Linked DNA regions of Mus musculus: region 1 is linked to region 2. Evidence: chromatin loops called from intact Hi-C (ENCODE). Cell type or tissue: heart. All regions are shown on one strand. Links, peaks and the distances in the headings refer to the core of each region. The heading gives the core; the rest is flanking DNA.

Region 1 (7,966 bases), core at 3,212-5,711, 100 kb after region 2:
TATTGAAATATATTTCTGGGCAATACCCAACTATCTAACTCAGCATGGCCTCTTTGGCACTGAAAGCTGGGGCGAAAAGGAGTAAAAAAATAAGCCTGGATTTGTCTTGAGTGCATAGTGCATGAGAACTAAAGGCCTTTGGTACGGTACACAAGAACTGTGGGAAGAGAGGAGTATGGGGGCTGGAAGTTATAAAACTTGATCCAGAGGGCTCAGGGAACAGGAAACAAGATGCTATAGATGAACTGGCCAATAACCAAAGCCAACATCTCGGAGGTACCACTCAGTGCCACAATGAAAGGGGCCTGAGAGGCATAGTCTGCTTGAAGGCGGCGCAGAGACAGCTGTAGCATGGCTAAGGCTAGCAGGCTGTTTTGCACCCCTACCTCAATGCTGACTGTTCGTCGCTGAGCCACTGGCAGCTTCAGGCAGATGGCCAGGCTGTAGCCCACCAAGAGGCCAACAAGAGGCACTGTGAAACCCACCAGTACAATGGGTAACCTGACTCCCACTAGGATGAAGACCCCCATGTGGTAGGCCAGGAACAGGCCACCCAGGAGAAGTATAAAGCTGAAGGGCTTGATGACCTGTAACAGTAGTTCAGAGAACTTGGGGAGCTTAGATTTGATCACCACACCCGCTGCTATGGGGATGGCGATAAACAGCAGGGTCCCCAATATCTTGGAGATGGGCACGTGGAGTGTTTCATGGATGCTGAGAAGGTAGCTGTAGATGGCTGATGAGAGTGGTAGGAAACCAGTGGCAGCTACTGTTGAGATGAAAGTCATGGAGATGGCCAGGGTGACATCTCCTCCAAGGAGGAGACTGAAGAGGTAGCTCCCTCCACCACCAGGTGATGAGCAGGTAATGATGAGGCCCAGAGCTAAGGCCTTGGGTAGCATGAAGACTTTGGCCATCAGGAAAGCATAGAAAGGCATGACCAGAAACTGGCCCAAGAGGCCCAACAGCATGGGTTGGGGGCTCTGTAGGAGCTCCTTCAAAACTTCAAGTTCCACTTTGCAACCAAATGAACACTTGTTGACAAAGATAAGAGGCAGAAGCAAGTAGAGTATTGGGTTCTCTGAGAAGTGGCCCAAGTTGGTGTTGAGAGCAGAAGGGAGGTCTTCAGCAGGTGACACCCTGATGCAGAAATCTCTCCGTTCTTCGATCAGCAGGGGTGGGGCCTCATAGAAATCCATGAGCTGGAGGTGGAGTGGGGCCAGCCCAGCTAGACCTGAGTGGATGCCTACCACAAAGCCACCTCCACTGCTCCAGGTTATGGCACTCACATTCTTAATGGTCAGCACCTCTGTGTCCAGGGATATAACCTTAAGTATGGGGCTGGGGCCTGTCCCATTGGTCTGTCCAGTGTATTGGCTAGAGATCACAATGATACCCTCACTCTTCTCAGGGAAATCAAATTCTGTCACTGAGCCATCCCCAATACTCAAATAGTGACCACTTGTGTGGCCCAGAGCAGTGCTGATGTTGGCACTGGCCATCACTTGAGCTCCCCATGGTAGGCTGATGAACAGCAGGGCAGTTCCAAGCATGCCTACAAAACCTGTACAACCACCCTGTCCTCCCAGGCCAGGCAACTGCTGGGAGCTACCTCTGCTTTTCTTGACCACCATGGCACTTCACAAAGGATAGTTTTTTCAGGCCTCTTGTGTCTTAGGGAGACACCCTTGCTTGTGCTGTTGGAATGTCCTGAGAAGGGTCCATGGGAAGGTCCTGGTCCTATATTTTCTTCCTTGATAGCAGGATTTTTTCCTGAAAAGAAAAGGGGTAAAGAAAGTGGTTAATGAAGAGGAGAAATTGCAAGCTTAGGAGCATGGGGCTCTCAGACCTTTACCTCTAGTTTTGAAATAATGCTGGCCCTTGAATGTCATTCAGCCATCTCCTCTTTCAGCACAGCTGCCTCAAGCTTCTCAGCCCTCAAGAGGGGAATCCCCACTCAGGCTGCCAAATTACATGGACTTTCTTACTATGGTAACCTCATAGAGAAGTTCTAATACTGAGGGTTTTAGGAGAGTGATCTCTAATCCTGTCACCACTAGGCCATCCCACTCTCATTTCAAGATGCAAAGATACCACCATGGGAATGAACTAAATTGCTACCTGGAGGGGGTAAATATGGTGGCTCACTCCTGTCATCCCAGTATTTGGGAGGTGGAGCCAAGAGAATCAGGTGACTAAGATTATCCTTCAGTTATATAGCCAGTTCCAGGGCAGCCTGGGAGACTTGATAGTTCATTTCCAAACAAAGCAAATCAAATAAATGGCTTCCTGGGGGGGGGGGGGGAGAGACAAAAAGACTGGCCAGATGAGAACAAAGGGTGCTGATTGGGCCAGATCCAGGTCTTTAAAGAATAGAATAAGGGTGTCTAAGTGCCATTTGCCAGCTACAAAGTTTTAACAAAGTGATATGTGCAGTAAGTGAGTTCCAGAACCAAAGGCTGCTACTGACAAGCTGTGGCTACATGTCTTGTTTCATTTGCCCTATAGTTATGAGATGGAAGTCCTGTGAGACACACACCCCTGCTTCTCAGGGAAGCTATAGTGGGACTTCAGTAGGAATACAGTGAGGATACAATAGGTATCCACTGAGCAACCTTGTCTTTTTGTTTTTGTTTTGAGACAGGGTTTCTCTGTATAGCCCTGGCTGTCCTGGAACTCACTTTGTAGACCAGGCTGGCCTCGAACTCAGAAATCCGCCTGCCTCTGCCTCCTGAGTGCTGGGATTAAAGGCGTGCGCCACCACGCCTGGCCATGAGCAAGCAAACTTCTCTTGTCAGAGCTCCCTGGTCTCAGAATTTGAGCTCTTATATCTGTTGCTACATCTGAGAGTCTCTGCTTAGAGTCTTCTCAATGTATTACCCTATCAGAGTCTTTTTGTTTGAGACAGGGTCTTGTGTGTGTAGTCCTGTTGGCCTGCAATTCACATGTAAACTAGGCTGGCCTTAAATTCTCAGAGATCTTCCTGCCTCTATGTCTTATGTGCTGTAATTAAAGGTGTAGGCTACCACATTCAGTCCTGTTGTTGTTGCTGCTGCTGCTGGTGAGACAGGTCTTCACTGTGTAGTCTTAGCTAACCTGGAATTCACCATGAAGACCAGGCTGGAACTCAGATCCACCTGCCCCCCAAGTGCTGGGATAAAGGTGTGCACGACCTACCAGAGTTTTAAACTTACAGTGAACCTCAGTATTTCTAAGGGTAGAGTAACATGGGGCGAAAGGAGAGGTCTGCCTCCTTCCCTTTCTCAACTGGATAGTCAACACCTTTGTATTATCATCTGCTAGAACTGGGGCAACTTGATGGCAGTGGATATAGCAGGTTTTACATTATGCTGATTTTGAGTATGGGTCACTTACCCTGGGGGCCCTGGTCCAGCCTTGAATCTCGCTGATGAAGAGGGAGGCAGGAAAACCAGAGTAAGGTAACTAGTCAAGTAGAGAGAAAAGATGTAGGCATCAGAGTAGTGTGAGCCAGTTAAGGGAAAGACTAAGGACCATCCACCCATAACCCCATCCTACCAGCAGGACTAGTGGACCATAGTAGATCACTGCAAGAGGGATTTGGTCCCTATCCTACACTTCTGCTGATAGTGGAGCTGAAAGAGTTAGAGTAAACACACTCCAAGGCTGAGTGAGGAAGCAATACCATCCGGAAGTTTTTTTTTGTTTTTTGTTTTTGTTTTTTCACAGCAGCAAAGTATAGGGGCTGAAGAATAACTGGCAATGATGACCAGGTCTCCTCCGCACCTGACAGTTCAGGGTCTGTCAGGTGGCTAGAGAAGTTAGGAAGGGCTTACAACCCCCACGGGCAGTCTTGGGTTCTGAAGAGCCTCCACGTCACAACCGCACCCGCAAGACCTTTCGCTGGGTCTGGCCAGAGCTGGTGACCACGGACTGCGGACGGAGCCACAAGTCACCTCCCATCCTCACCTACCTGGTCGAAATCTCTCACTTGCTTCCGCGGCCACAGAGCTCCTCACAAGTAGTGGCCCGGGCCGGCAAACGCCGGCAAGTGAGGCCCGTCCTGCCCGGGCCTCGTCCCGCCCCCACAGGCTCCGCCCCACCAAGGTTCCATCCGCGTGCTAGGACTCCGCCCTCTCACAAAAGCACTCGCCCCTGGCGGGCTTGTGTCAGGTTCCCAACGGATGTGACGTTTCTGGAAGCGACGAGCTGGCCCTACCACGTGAGACCTGACTGCCTAAGTCACTGGTATTGGCATGTGGGGCAATAAGTACATTCTTGTGTGGTTACCTCCTCAGATAAAAGTGGGTGATGGGAAGATGATGTCAGAGGACATTAAACTGATACTAAATTAAAGGTCATGTGGTGATTGAAGTGATGGCTCAGTGAGTGTTTACTACCTTTTCAGGACTCTGGTTCAACTTCACATTATCTACTTAGCAGCTTGCAGCCGCCTGTAACTACAGTTCAGGAGCTTTGATACCCTCTTCTTGCCTCTGCCCATACTGGATGCATATGGTGCACATACAAACATACAGCCAAACATATGCATGTCATTTTTTAAAAGGTGACTTGTATCCAGGTAGTTCTGTTATTGCCGTATCTGCTTCTCTCTCCCCCCCCCCCTTTCTTTTTCTTTTTCCTTTTTTTCCGAGACAGTTTTTCTCTGAATATCCCTGGCTGTCCTGGAACTCACTCAGTAGACCAGGGTGGCCTCGAATTCAGAAATCCACCTGCCTCTGCCTCTCAAGTGCTGGGATTAAAGGCATGGACCACCACTGGCCAGCTTGCTTCTCTTTTTTGAGGTGTACAAAATAAACTTGTTTATCTTATTGTTTTGATCTCTTTCTTTCTTCCTTTTCCTTTTTTTTTTTTTCGAGACAGGGTTTCTCTGTGTAGCCCTGGCTGTCCTGGAACTCACTTTGTAGACCAGGCTGGCCTCGAACTCAGAAATCTGCCTGCCTCTGCCTCCTGAGTGCTGGGATTAAAGGCGTGTGCCACCACGCCGGGCTCTTTCTTTCTTTTTAATGAGCCTTGGAGACAGAAGCAGGCAAATTGCTGAGGTCAAGACTAGGTAGGTCTACTGAGAGAGTTCCAGGCCAGCTGTCCAGGGCCACACAGAGAAATTCTGTCTTTAAAAATCTATAATGAGGCTTCTGCGATGGCTCAGTTGATAAAAGCACTTGAGGCCTCTCAACACTACATGTTCAATGGAGGGAAAGAACTGACTCCTAGAAGTTGTCCTCTGACCTACATGAGTACTCATACACAAACTATAAATACACATTTTTTTTTGGTTTGGTTTTTTTGAGACAGGGTTTCTCTGTGTAGTCCTGGCTGTCGCAGAACTCACTCTGTAGACCAGGCTCGAACTCAGAAATCCACCTGCCTCTGCCTCCCAAGTGCTAGGATTAAAGGTGCGTGCCACCACTGCCAGGCTCATACACAATTTTTAAAAAAGGGTCGTTGTTCCCAAAGTTACTGGGGAAACTAGAATAAATGAGTATTGCTTTAAAATGAACCTTTTCTCAGCTATGCTAGCACTTCAAAGGCTGAGACAGGAGAATTGGATTTTTTTTTTCTCCCTGAGACAGGGTTTCTCTAAGTAGCCCTGGTTGTCCTGGAACTCACTCTGCTGACTAGGCTGGCCTCGAACTCAGAGATCTGCCTGATTTGCTTCTGAGTGCTGAGATTAACATGGTGCACCATCACCTGGCAGGAGGATTGGCTATTTAAGGCCAGTTTAGCTGGGCGTGGTGGTGCACGCCTTTAATCCCAGCACTTGGGAGGCAGAGGCAGGCGGATTTCTGAGTTTGAGGCCAGCCTGGTCTACAGAGTGAGTTCCAGGACAGCCAGGGTTACACAGAGAAACCCTGTCTCGAAAAACCAAAGAGAGAGAGAGAGAGAGAGAGAGAGAGAGAGAGAGAGAAGAGAGAAGAGAGAAGAGAGAAGAGAGAGAGAGAAGAGAGAAGAGAGAAGAGAGAAGAGAGAAGAGAGAGAGAGAGAAGAGAGAAGAGAGAGAGAGAGAGAGAGAAGAGAGAAGAGAGAAGAGAGAAGAGAGAAGAGAGAAGAGAGAAGAGAGAAGAGAGAGAGGAGAGAGAGAGAGGAGTTTTAGGATTTTTTTCCCTCCATATCCCCAACCACCCAAAATTGGCTTCTCTCACACCAGTAGCAGAGGTTCATTTCTATGGGGATCAAACCCAGGTCTGTTTTTGTTGTTGTTGTTTTTTGTTGTTGTTGTTGTTGTTTTGGTTTTTGGTTTTTCGAGACAGGGTTTTTCTGTGTATCTCTGGCTGTCCTGGAACTCACTCTGTAGACCAGGCTGGCCTTGAACTCAGAAATCCGCCTGCCTCTGCCTCCCGAGTGCTGGGATTAAAGGCATGTACCACCATGCCCGGCCAAACCCGGGTCTTAATGCAAACTTGACAACACTCTATGACTGAAATATACCACAAGCTCCAAGAGGTTCTTTAGCTTTATGTATTTTTTATTTTTCTAAAAAGATACTTATTTTTATATTATGTATGCATGTATGTGTCTGAGTAATATCTCTTTTTACCTTACAAGTAAATAACAATAATTTTTATGTTACATATATTTGATGTTACATATATTTGTTTTTTAAAAATACATTTATGGGCTGGAGAGATGGCTCAGAGTGTAAGAGCACTGACTGCTCTTCCAAAGGTCCTGAGTTCAAATGCCAGCAACCACATGGTGGCTCACAACCATCTGAATGAGACATGACACCCTCTTCTGGTGTGTCTAAAGACAGCTGCAGTGTACTTACATATAATAATAAATAAATCTTTTAAAAATACATTTATCAGCTGGGCGGTGGTGGTGCATGCCTTTAATCCCAGCACTTGGAACACAGAGGCAGGCAGATTTCTGAGTTTGAGGCCAGCCTGGTCTACAGAGTGAGTTCCAGGACAGCCAGAAATATACAGAAAAATCCTGTCTCAAAAAAACAAACAAAAACAAAAACCAAAAAACCCCCCACATTTATCTGGGACTGGAGAGACTGCTCAGTGATTAAAAGCACAGACTTCTCTTTTAGAAGACCTAAATTTCCATCATGTCAGGTGGCTCCCTACTGCCTATAACTCCAGCTCCAGGGGATCCAATGACCTCTTATCAGTGGCCTTATTAGGCACTACATGCATATGGACAAACTCATACACACTCTGTTGTATGACATTATTCCTGGATAGACTTAAACAAATGTCTACTTACCCCAGATACAGAACTAACAATAGACTAAAGTGAAGATACCTGGACTTTATTGGGGTTACTTACAGGAATATGGGCGAGGAGTTACTTACAGGAGCAGAAATGACTCAAAGATGGCTCCATTACCAAAGCCTACTCCTGTATGGATAACAGTTCATGAATGCTGGAAACCTACAGCATACTGTACATCTGCAGGCAGCTCAGCAAGTCAGGGTGTTCTTTTTCTTTTCTTTTTTTTAAAAAGATTTATTTATTTATTATGTGTAAGTACACTGTAGCTGTCTTCAGACACACCAGAAGAGGACATCAGATCCCACTACAGATGGTTGTGAGGCACCATGTGGTTGCTGGGAATTGAACTCAGGACCTCTGGAAGAGCAGTCTCTCTGGAGCCATCTCTCCAGCCCGAGGGTGTTCTTTTTCAGTGGTTCAGTTGGTGTTAGCTTCTACTAGGCAGCTCATCTGGTGTCTCTGCTTCTTTCAGGCTGCTATGTTTTTTTTTTTTTTTTTTTTTCTAGACTGCCAGATCTGAGCAGCTCAACCAGTCTGAGAATATCTCTCAACAGTTTTTATTGCTTCTGTACTCTTAGAGATGGCGGAGTAGAGTGAATCTAGTCAGTTTCAGGGGCTTTCTGAAGTTATTTTGAGCTGTTTACTTTCTTTCTAAACTAATTTCCTTTCATTATGGAATGTTTCACTCTCTGAGGAAACTTCTACATAACACATATACATATACACAATTTAAAAATAAATA
Region 2 (7,966 bases), core at 1,958-4,457:
CATAGCCATAGATAGCCATAGCAATAGAAAAAGCAGCAGCAGCAGCAGCAGCAGCAGCAGCAGCAGCAGCAGCAGCAGCAGCAGCACGGGGAGCGCGGCAGCCACCACAACCTGCTTGGGGCTCTTGCACTTATACCCTCTCAAGAGTCTTCAGAGTCCCAAGCATATACTATATATACTATCTTCAAAAATCATGCCCCTCCTAGAGCACAAGACAATTCTAGTTAGTAGCTGTGGGCAATTCTAAGCAGCCCCCTATCCTATACCTGGGATTAAAGCAAAACCATATCGGTTGATATCCGCAAAGGGGATAACATTTGAAGTGTAAATAAATAAAATATCCAATAAAAACAAAACCAAACCATATTTGCATAACATAACTGGGGTTTTAAAGAAATGAAAATTCTCACTACAAGGGGGCAGGCCCAGCTGACCATTTCTCCTCCCTTAGTCAGCCTGACAGCCCAGCACTCTGCTCAAAACCCCACCCACTCCCATAAGGAAAGGGGGACAATGCCTTCAGCAGAGCTCCCTGAAGCAGTGGGGTCACAGCATTTATATCTCACCAGGATCCTTAGGGTCCTACCTGTGCCTAGGGACATATTGGGAACAGTTTCTTTTTTTTTTTGGTTTTTTGAGACAGGGTTTCTCTGTATAGCCCTGGCTGTCCTGGAGCTCACTTTGTAGACCAGGCTGGCCTCGAACTCAGAAATCCGCCTGCCTCTGCCTCCCGAGTGCTGGGATTAAAGGCGTGCGCCACCACACCCGGCTTGGGAACAGTTTCTGAAGACCCTGTTCTCTGAGAGCCTGGCCATTATGTTCTATGTGGCTCCATCTCTACTGGGGACCCAGATGGGGAAATTAGAGTAAGAGGGAACAACTGATAAGCCAGGATGGGTACATGAACCCAGTGCCAGCTAGCACCTGTAAATAGGTCAAGACCATGCCTATTTACAGAGAGGCCCATGAAGGAATCCCACGGCAAAGGCACCAAGCAAAATGTGAGAGGGCAATCCAAACCCCTGACCCTGGTTCTCTGAGACCATCCCAGACAGGAGAAGCCTGGGTACTTGCTATCACCTTATTCTCTACCTTCTAATCAAAGTATGGGAAAAGTAGCTCTGGAAGACAAAACAACACTGAGTGTGTGTGTGTGTGTGTGTGTGTGTGTGTGTGTGTGTGTGTGTACTGAGCCTGGCTGTATCTCAAAGAGCTGAAGGACACTCTGCCCTGTACACTGGCTGAAAGCATATCTCATGTAGTACAAACATCCTCATACAGGGAAGGCCTGGGAGACTGTGCTCCTGGGGATCAAGACTTACAAAGCAGGGCCATGCAGTTTCAAACATTTATACACATAAAGTAAATACATGTAAGGGCTGAAGAGATGGGTTAGCTGTAAGAGAACTAGTTCTTGCAGAGGATCTGAGATTGATTCCTAGTACCCACAGGGAGGCTCACAACTGTCAGTAACTCCGGTTCTAGGGGATCTGACACCCTCTTCTGGCTTCTGCCAGCTTCAGAAATGTATGCTGTACACTTGCATGCTTGCATGCAAAACACTCATACGAATATAAATGCATGGCTGGCTGTGGTGGCACAGGTCTTAGATCTGCACACATAGGTATGTGGATCTCTGTTTGCTGAAGGCCATCCTGATCTACATAAGTGAGTTTCAGGTCACCGGGGCTGACACACTCAGATCCTGTCTGAAGAAATAAATGTTTAATTGAAAAGGTGGTCAAAGCCGGGCGTGGTGGCACACACCTTTAATCCCAGCACTTGGGAGGCAGAGGCAGTCGGATTTCTGAGTTCCAGGCCAGCCTGGTCTACAGAGTTCCAGGACAGTCAAGACTACACAGAGAAACCCTTTCTCAACAAACAAACAAACAAAATGAAGAAAAATGTGGTACATTTGCAAAATGGAGAAACCCTGTCTTGAAAAACCAAAAAGAAAGATAAGAAAAGGTGGTCAAAATATATAGACTATTCTCATTTATCTCTCTCCAGCTAAAGAAACAGCCACCTCCACAACTGCACAAATACCAATCAGGTGGAGAGGACTGGCAGGACAGAACTGTTTTCAGAGGATAGATATCAATTTGTGAAGCCTCCAGGAACTGGATAAGTGTCACAGGGAAGCTATTTGGCAGAAGCAATCTAGTAGCTCTGGTTTGTGGCTGGGAATCTTAAATGTGCTGGAACAAGCTGGGCACATGTAACCAGGGAGCGGCACCATGGGATGTTGGGAGGGAAGGCCCTTGGTCCCTATACTTTTGTTCCTATCATGTCTCCCTAAGTGACACAAGAGGCACAAATTCATAGAGTCTGAGTGACTGATGATGCTCAGACACGTGCTCCTAGATCAGAACAGTGTTCCCGTTCTGGTGCCTCCCTAGATTGTAACCTTATATGGGAGAGTAGTTAGTGGTTAGCTGCCAATCCTTCTAGACACACCCAGATGTACATTTTGAATTCTTCATAGTGAAAAGAAGAGGTGTGCTACACCTAGTTTTTCTCTCGGAATCTGGGGCAAAGGAACTCCGACTCTCCTACTAGGGCGTGGCCCACAGCACCGCGACCCTCCTGGGGCTAGTAGGAAGTAATGATATCGCCATCGTCTTTGCCCAGTCTCCAGTCTCCCTAAGAACACGTCTTTTCCTGAGAATTAGAGTGGGGCGGGCCCAACTAGCGAGGAGGACAGTGAGCGCCTAACGGAGATTTTTTTCCTCTAAGGGAGATTTTAATTGGTCTCCTGAAAGCAATCAAGCACCTATCATGGTGCTCTTTGTTGGCTCTTAGACGTCAGCTTTGTGGGTGGGTCTCCAACCTCCCGGGTGACAAAGGAACTTCGGAGTCCCTACCATGGAACGTTCGCGCCATTTCCTGTAGCCTTGAGGAAGGCCTGAACCAGCACTCTAGAGCCCTGTAAGCAAAGGAACACCTCCGTGACGGTCCAGTTCCACTGAGAAAGACTCCCCTTTTCAAGTCTTAGAATATTGGCAATCATACGTAATAGCAAAACCTGTCAATGGCTCTCCGCCCAATATGGCCAGGCGGAAGCTGGTTTCTCTTGCCTATGTGTCGAAATCCCATTCGCCAGCATGCAGTTCCCTATTCCGGTATCCAGTCACCAATAAGCTCTGTGCTTCGTTCGGTCCCGCCTGGTACACATGCGCAGAGCAGCGCTGCATCTATGATCTTAGCGTCTGATAGAGCGTCGACACCACCCCCTGGCTGTAACTCTATGGTTGTTACAGTGGAAGATAGGCCGCCTATATAAGGCGTGAGCAGGCGTGGGAGCGTCTCTTTTCCTCTGGCGCGGTGAGTGAGTTCGGTCACGGTTTTTTACGATGGTCTCGTAATTTTTCTTTGGGATTTTTTTTACACTTATTCTGTGTCTGTATTCTTTGACTGTTTCATTACAGCCACCGACGATCCTATTGTCATCATGGGCCGCCGCCCCGCCCGGTGGTGAGTGCTGAACCCATGCAATCTTCCTACTGTGAAAACTGAGGGAAAAATGCATTTCTTTCGAAAGACTTTTTTTTTATGGGTGGACTCTCTGCCACTTAGAGACCCTGAAGTAAAGACTGACTTCGGGTTTTCTTTAATACTTTACTGGGACCTTTATTTTGAGGCTGTGGGTGGCGTTACCCAATACTAAAGCGCTTGGGTAGAACTAGCATGTCCGTGTGCATCCAATCCTCTGCGTCGCAAATGAGCCTTTTTACAACGCCTACCAGGCCTTCTTGGTCACTTTTGCGTCCGTCTTTTATTTCCGGCCTTGAGCTTTGTGGTTTTTAACAGGACACCAAGGGCTGACCAGTCCGTAGGCGCCGCCTAAACGCGTGTCCTGAAGAGGACGCCATATTCTCTTAACGTGGCTAAGGCGGGTCTTCTGTCACATGCTAGGAAAATTGTGATATCTCACCCAACTCTGGTTAGAGGGTGATGCTAGTGCATGATTCTTTTTCTGTTTTATAATTTGTGTAATTGTTTAACAACAAGTTGCCTTAGAATCAGTTACCCTGAATGGAAACTGGATTCAGAGCTGGTTTAGTCCTGTTGTCACCATTAATCACACCTGAGTTTCCTTCCTTCTATAGTTACCGGTATTGTAAGAACAAGCCATACCCAAAGTCTCGTTTCTGCCGTGGTGTCCCTGGTAAGTAGTGACAAACTTCGAACTGGATCGGTGTTTGTCTATTCCCCACTTCTCGAGAACTTTAAACCACGTGTTTTTCAGATGCTAAGATCCGAATCTTTGATTTGGGACGGAAGAAAGCAAAAGTTGATGAATTCCCACTTTGTGGCCATATGGTGTCAGATGAATATGAGCAACTCTCTTCTGAAGGTGAGACAGCTCCCATTTGTTAATTGGCTCTTTTTTTTTTTTTTTTTGGTTTTTCGAGACGGTTTCTCTGTAGCCTTGGCTGTCCTGGAACTCACTTTGTAGACCAGGCTGGCCTCAAACTCAGAAATCCACCTCCCAAGTGCTGGGATTAAAGGCATGGACCACCATGCCCGGTGTGTTAATTGGCATTTCTTGTGTACTTGTGGATTATATATTATAATTTATTCAATGTCCTGACACCCTGTTTCACTGCTGTTATTTCCCCATTCAGCACTGGAGGCTGCCCGTATTTGTGCCAACAAATACATGGTAAAGAGTTGTGGCAAGGATGGCTTTCATATCCGAGTGAGGCTCCACCCTTTCCATGTCATCCGTATCAACAAGATGTTGTCCTGTGCTGGGGCTGACAGGTAAGCTGGTGTTTTATTTGGTTTTGAGACAGGGTTTCTCTGTATCCCTGGCTGTCCGGGAACTTAATGTACACCAGGCATATCTGAGATCTGCCTGCCTCTGCCTCCCAAGTGATTAAAAACCACCACTGTCCAGCAGTATTTTTAGGGATTTCTTTGATTTTTTGTGCAGCTAATTAAGCCGACCAAGTCCCCTTTTCCCATGGGGACTTTGGTGTGCAATGGTTGCAAACAGCAGCCTCCTTGGTAGTGTATGTAGCCTATTATCTATATGGGCTGCCTCAAGGGACCTTGGAGACAATTTTCTGGCAGTTGGTAATCAGGCCTCTGATCACAATGTTGTCCCTGATCTAGGCTCCAGACAGGGATGCGTGGTGCCTTTGGGAAGCCCCAGGGCACAGTGGCCAGGGTTCACATTGGCCAGGTCATCATGTCCATCCGAACCAAGTTGCAGAACAAGGAACATGTGATTGAGGCTCTGCGAAGAGCCAAGTTCAAGTTCCCTGGCCGCCAGAAGGTAGGTAGTGGTATTTAAGTTCTTCTGTTTTCTTGCTCTGGTCCTCCTTGCTGAGTTTGTTATTTTCTATTTCCTTCTAGATCCACATCTCAAAGAAGTGGGGCTTCACCAAGTTTAATGCAGATGAATTTGAAGACATGGTTGCTGAGAAGCGGCTCATTCCTGATGGCTGTGGTGTCAAATATATCCCCAATCGTGGTCCTCTGGACAAGTGGAGAGCCCTGCATTCCTGAAGGCTTCAATAGTTCTCCTATACCCTACCAAATCGTTCAATAATAAAATCTCGCATCAAGTTCGCTTATGTTTTTGTTTCTGATTCTTAAATACCATGAGGTTTTAAATTTGGTCAATTGGGACAGCTTATTGAATTAAGCATACATGCAAAAGGTTAAAATGATTTTATTGAATATTTTAAACCTGACAACACTGGCAGAGCCATGTAGTATAGTGCATGGAGAAGCAAGATTACTTAGACCTAAGGTTTTTCCAGTATGAGCTCATTTGTATCAGTTGCAGAAATCTTAGGTATGATCTGAGCCCATTTCTACTGGAGCTTTGTTCCTAACTACCTCAGGTGAAGTCCTGTCTACCCAACAGGATTCAAGCCCAAGGCACTTGTTGCTGAGTTATACTCCCAGCCCTAGCTTTCTCAGAATAGCAAGCAGCTATTTAAAAAAGCTGTCATTGACTTTCACATCTGAGACTACCAGTGCCCTGGTCAAGTCAATGGCTATCTAGTCCAGCTGAGATGGCAGGAGTGACAGCAGTAGAGCGGCTAAGTAGTGGGGTGGGATACTCAGTGGAGTGGCCTGGCTCAGTTCCACTTCTACAGGATAATGGTCACTGATGCGGAGAGCCTGAGGAGAGAACAAAATGAAGTGTCAGTATCTGGCTCACCTCCACAATTCTGCCCTCAGCCATTTTGCCCACCCAGCTTCTCTACCTCTTCCTCAGTCAGCTGAAACCTCTTGGGAAAGTCAAAGGTAGCTGCAGCCTTCAGCAGCATTTGGCAGCCCTGTCCATGCACCACAATTCGGTCATAGGTACAGTTAGTACTGGCCCGCACTGTAGTATCCTCCCCATCAGGAATCACCCAGTGGAAGCCTGCCTTAGTCCGGAGTAGCAGGCTTTTCAGACGTTTTTTTGTCAGCGATGCACAGTCTGCATTGAAGTCTCCAAGCAGAATCACATTCTAGAGACGACAGAAGCCACTGCGTCTTGCTAAAAGGCATTTGCACCATCCCCTCTGCCATGGAATCTATCACCCCTACCTCATTCTGCCAGCGCTGGTAGACATCCAGAAACACATCATAGAGGGCATTCAGCTCCTTCTCAACATCCTTGGGAGTGGTGTGGAGAGGAACCAGCACCACACTTGGAAGAGCTGCAAGGTCCAGGAAGCTGAGGCTGCCACAGCTGCCAGGCCTTCTACATAACCACCTCTGCTTCCCCCAGAAACCAACCCACAGGAAAACCAGCCACATCCCCCTCCTATTTCCTTGTACCAGGCCCAGATTTTTTTACCCCTCTTACTTTTGCTAGGGAGAGTGAAATGGGCCACAAATGGTTCTCGGGCAAAAATATCATCTGTGTCGTTGTATTGGTAGAAATTTAGGACCTGTGTCTTGTCAGACCTGGGAAGACCAAGAGGTAGGAAGTAGTGGCCCCACATCTTATATAAAAAGAGTAGAGTTAGTGCTCAAAGAGGAAGATGCCTGGCTCCTTGTTCTGCCACTCTCATGGGGGTACAGCCATTTTTTTCTAGAACTTAGGGTTTTTTCTTATTCCTTCTATTTTTTTTTAAAAGAAAAGTTCTATTATGTAGCCCTGTCTGTCTGTCTTGGATCTCTCTCTCTCTCTCTCTCTCTCTCTCTCTCTCTCTCTCTCTTTCTCTCTCTCTCTCTCTCATCTCTGATAGGGTTTCTTTTTGTGTACCCCTGGCTGTCCTGGAACTTGCTCTGTAAACTATGCTGACTTCAAACTCACAGAGATCCATCTGTCTCTGCCTCTGAGTGCTGGGATTAAAGGCATGGGATACCACTCCTGGCTTGGAGTTTTTCATTTATCACTGGGGATAAATTTGCACTTTGACACTGAGTTATGCCTCCAGCTCCCTGGAACTGTTTTGGTTGTTGTTTTTTAATTTAAGATCTTTGTTTTATTCTCTCATACATTACATACCGACCTCAGTTTCTCGCCTGCCCCCATCCACTCCTCCTCCATTTCCCTTCAAAAACAAAAAGAACAGGCCTCCCAGGAATATCAACCAAACACGGTATAACAATTTACAACTAGGCACAAACCCTCATATCAAGGTTGACTAGGCAACCCAGTTGTAGGAAAGGGGCAAAAGGAATTAGGAGTCCCAAAGCTGCACAACCATGAACATAGCTCAGACCCATACACGGTCTGTGATTATCACTTCAGTCTCTGTGATTCTCTATGAGCCCTGCTTAGTTGATTCTGTGGCTGTGTCTTGTGTTTTGCTTTATTTTTTATTAATTAATTAATTAATTAATTAATTTTGGTTATTTTGAGACAGGGTTTTTCTGTGTAGCCCTGGCTGTCCTGGAACTCACTCTATAGACCATGCTGGTTTGAAACTCAGAAATCCACTTGCCTCTGCCTCCCAAGTGCTGGAATTAAAGGCGTGTGCCATGATTGCCTGGCTTTGTTTTATTT

What was found. A loop is a pair of places that touch in the nucleus more often than their neighbours do. Peaks named below come from ENCODE experiments on the same cell type or tissue, not always from the same donor. Only the 100,000 strongest peaks of a DNase experiment are listed, where the experiment ranks them.
Region 1: a loop joins it to region 2, with 2.2 times the contacts of the local background. A loop is called at or near these places in 1 of 42 quality-filtered maps.

What each region holds. Positions count from the first base shown.
Region 1 is chrX:74,369,239-74,377,204 of GRCm38, forward strand. It overlaps Gm44504 (predicted readthrough transcript (NMD candidate), 44504), which reads right to left and starts at 4,111. Exons shown (of 6, transcript NR_103489.1): 1 at 3,953-4,111; 2 at 3,376-3,444; 3 at 1,613-1,773. It overlaps Slc10a3 (solute carrier family 10 (sodium/bile acid cotransporter family), member 3), which reads right to left and starts at 4,111. Exons shown (of 3, transcript NM_145406.2): 1 at 3,953-4,111; 2 at 3,376-3,444; 3 at 1-1,773. The coding sequence starts at 1,634. The coding sequence ends at 213. In heart, for the core only: a CTCF peak has its summit at 4,156; a DNase peak (open chromatin) is centred at 4,113; H3K4me3 peaks cover 1,252 bases; H3K27ac peaks cover 1,041 bases.
Region 2 is chrX:74,267,551-74,275,516 of GRCm38, forward strand. Rpl10 (ribosomal protein L10) reads left to right here and starts at 3,266. Exons shown (of 7, transcript NM_052835.3): 1 at 3,266-3,324; 2 at 3,429-3,474; 3 at 4,110-4,168; 4 at 4,250-4,357; 5 at 4,629-4,767; 6 at 5,122-5,284; 7 at 5,365-5,585. The coding sequence starts at 3,452. The coding sequence ends at 5,517. It overlaps Dnase1l1 (deoxyribonuclease 1-like 1), which reads right to left. Exons shown (of 8, transcript NM_027109.3): 5 at 6,818-6,918; 6 at 6,556-6,668; 7 at 6,228-6,476; 8 at 5,667-6,141. The coding sequence ends at 6,019. Snora70 (small nucleolar RNA, H/ACA box 70) reads left to right here and starts at 4,942; the gene lies at 4,942-5,070. It overlaps Mir7091 (microRNA 7091), which reads right to left and starts at 6,555; the gene lies at 6,477-6,555. In heart, for the core only: a CTCF peak has its summit at 3,242; DNase peaks (open chromatin) are centred at 2,761, 3,171 and 3,791; H3K4me3 peaks cover 2,388 bases; H3K27ac peaks cover 2,244 bases.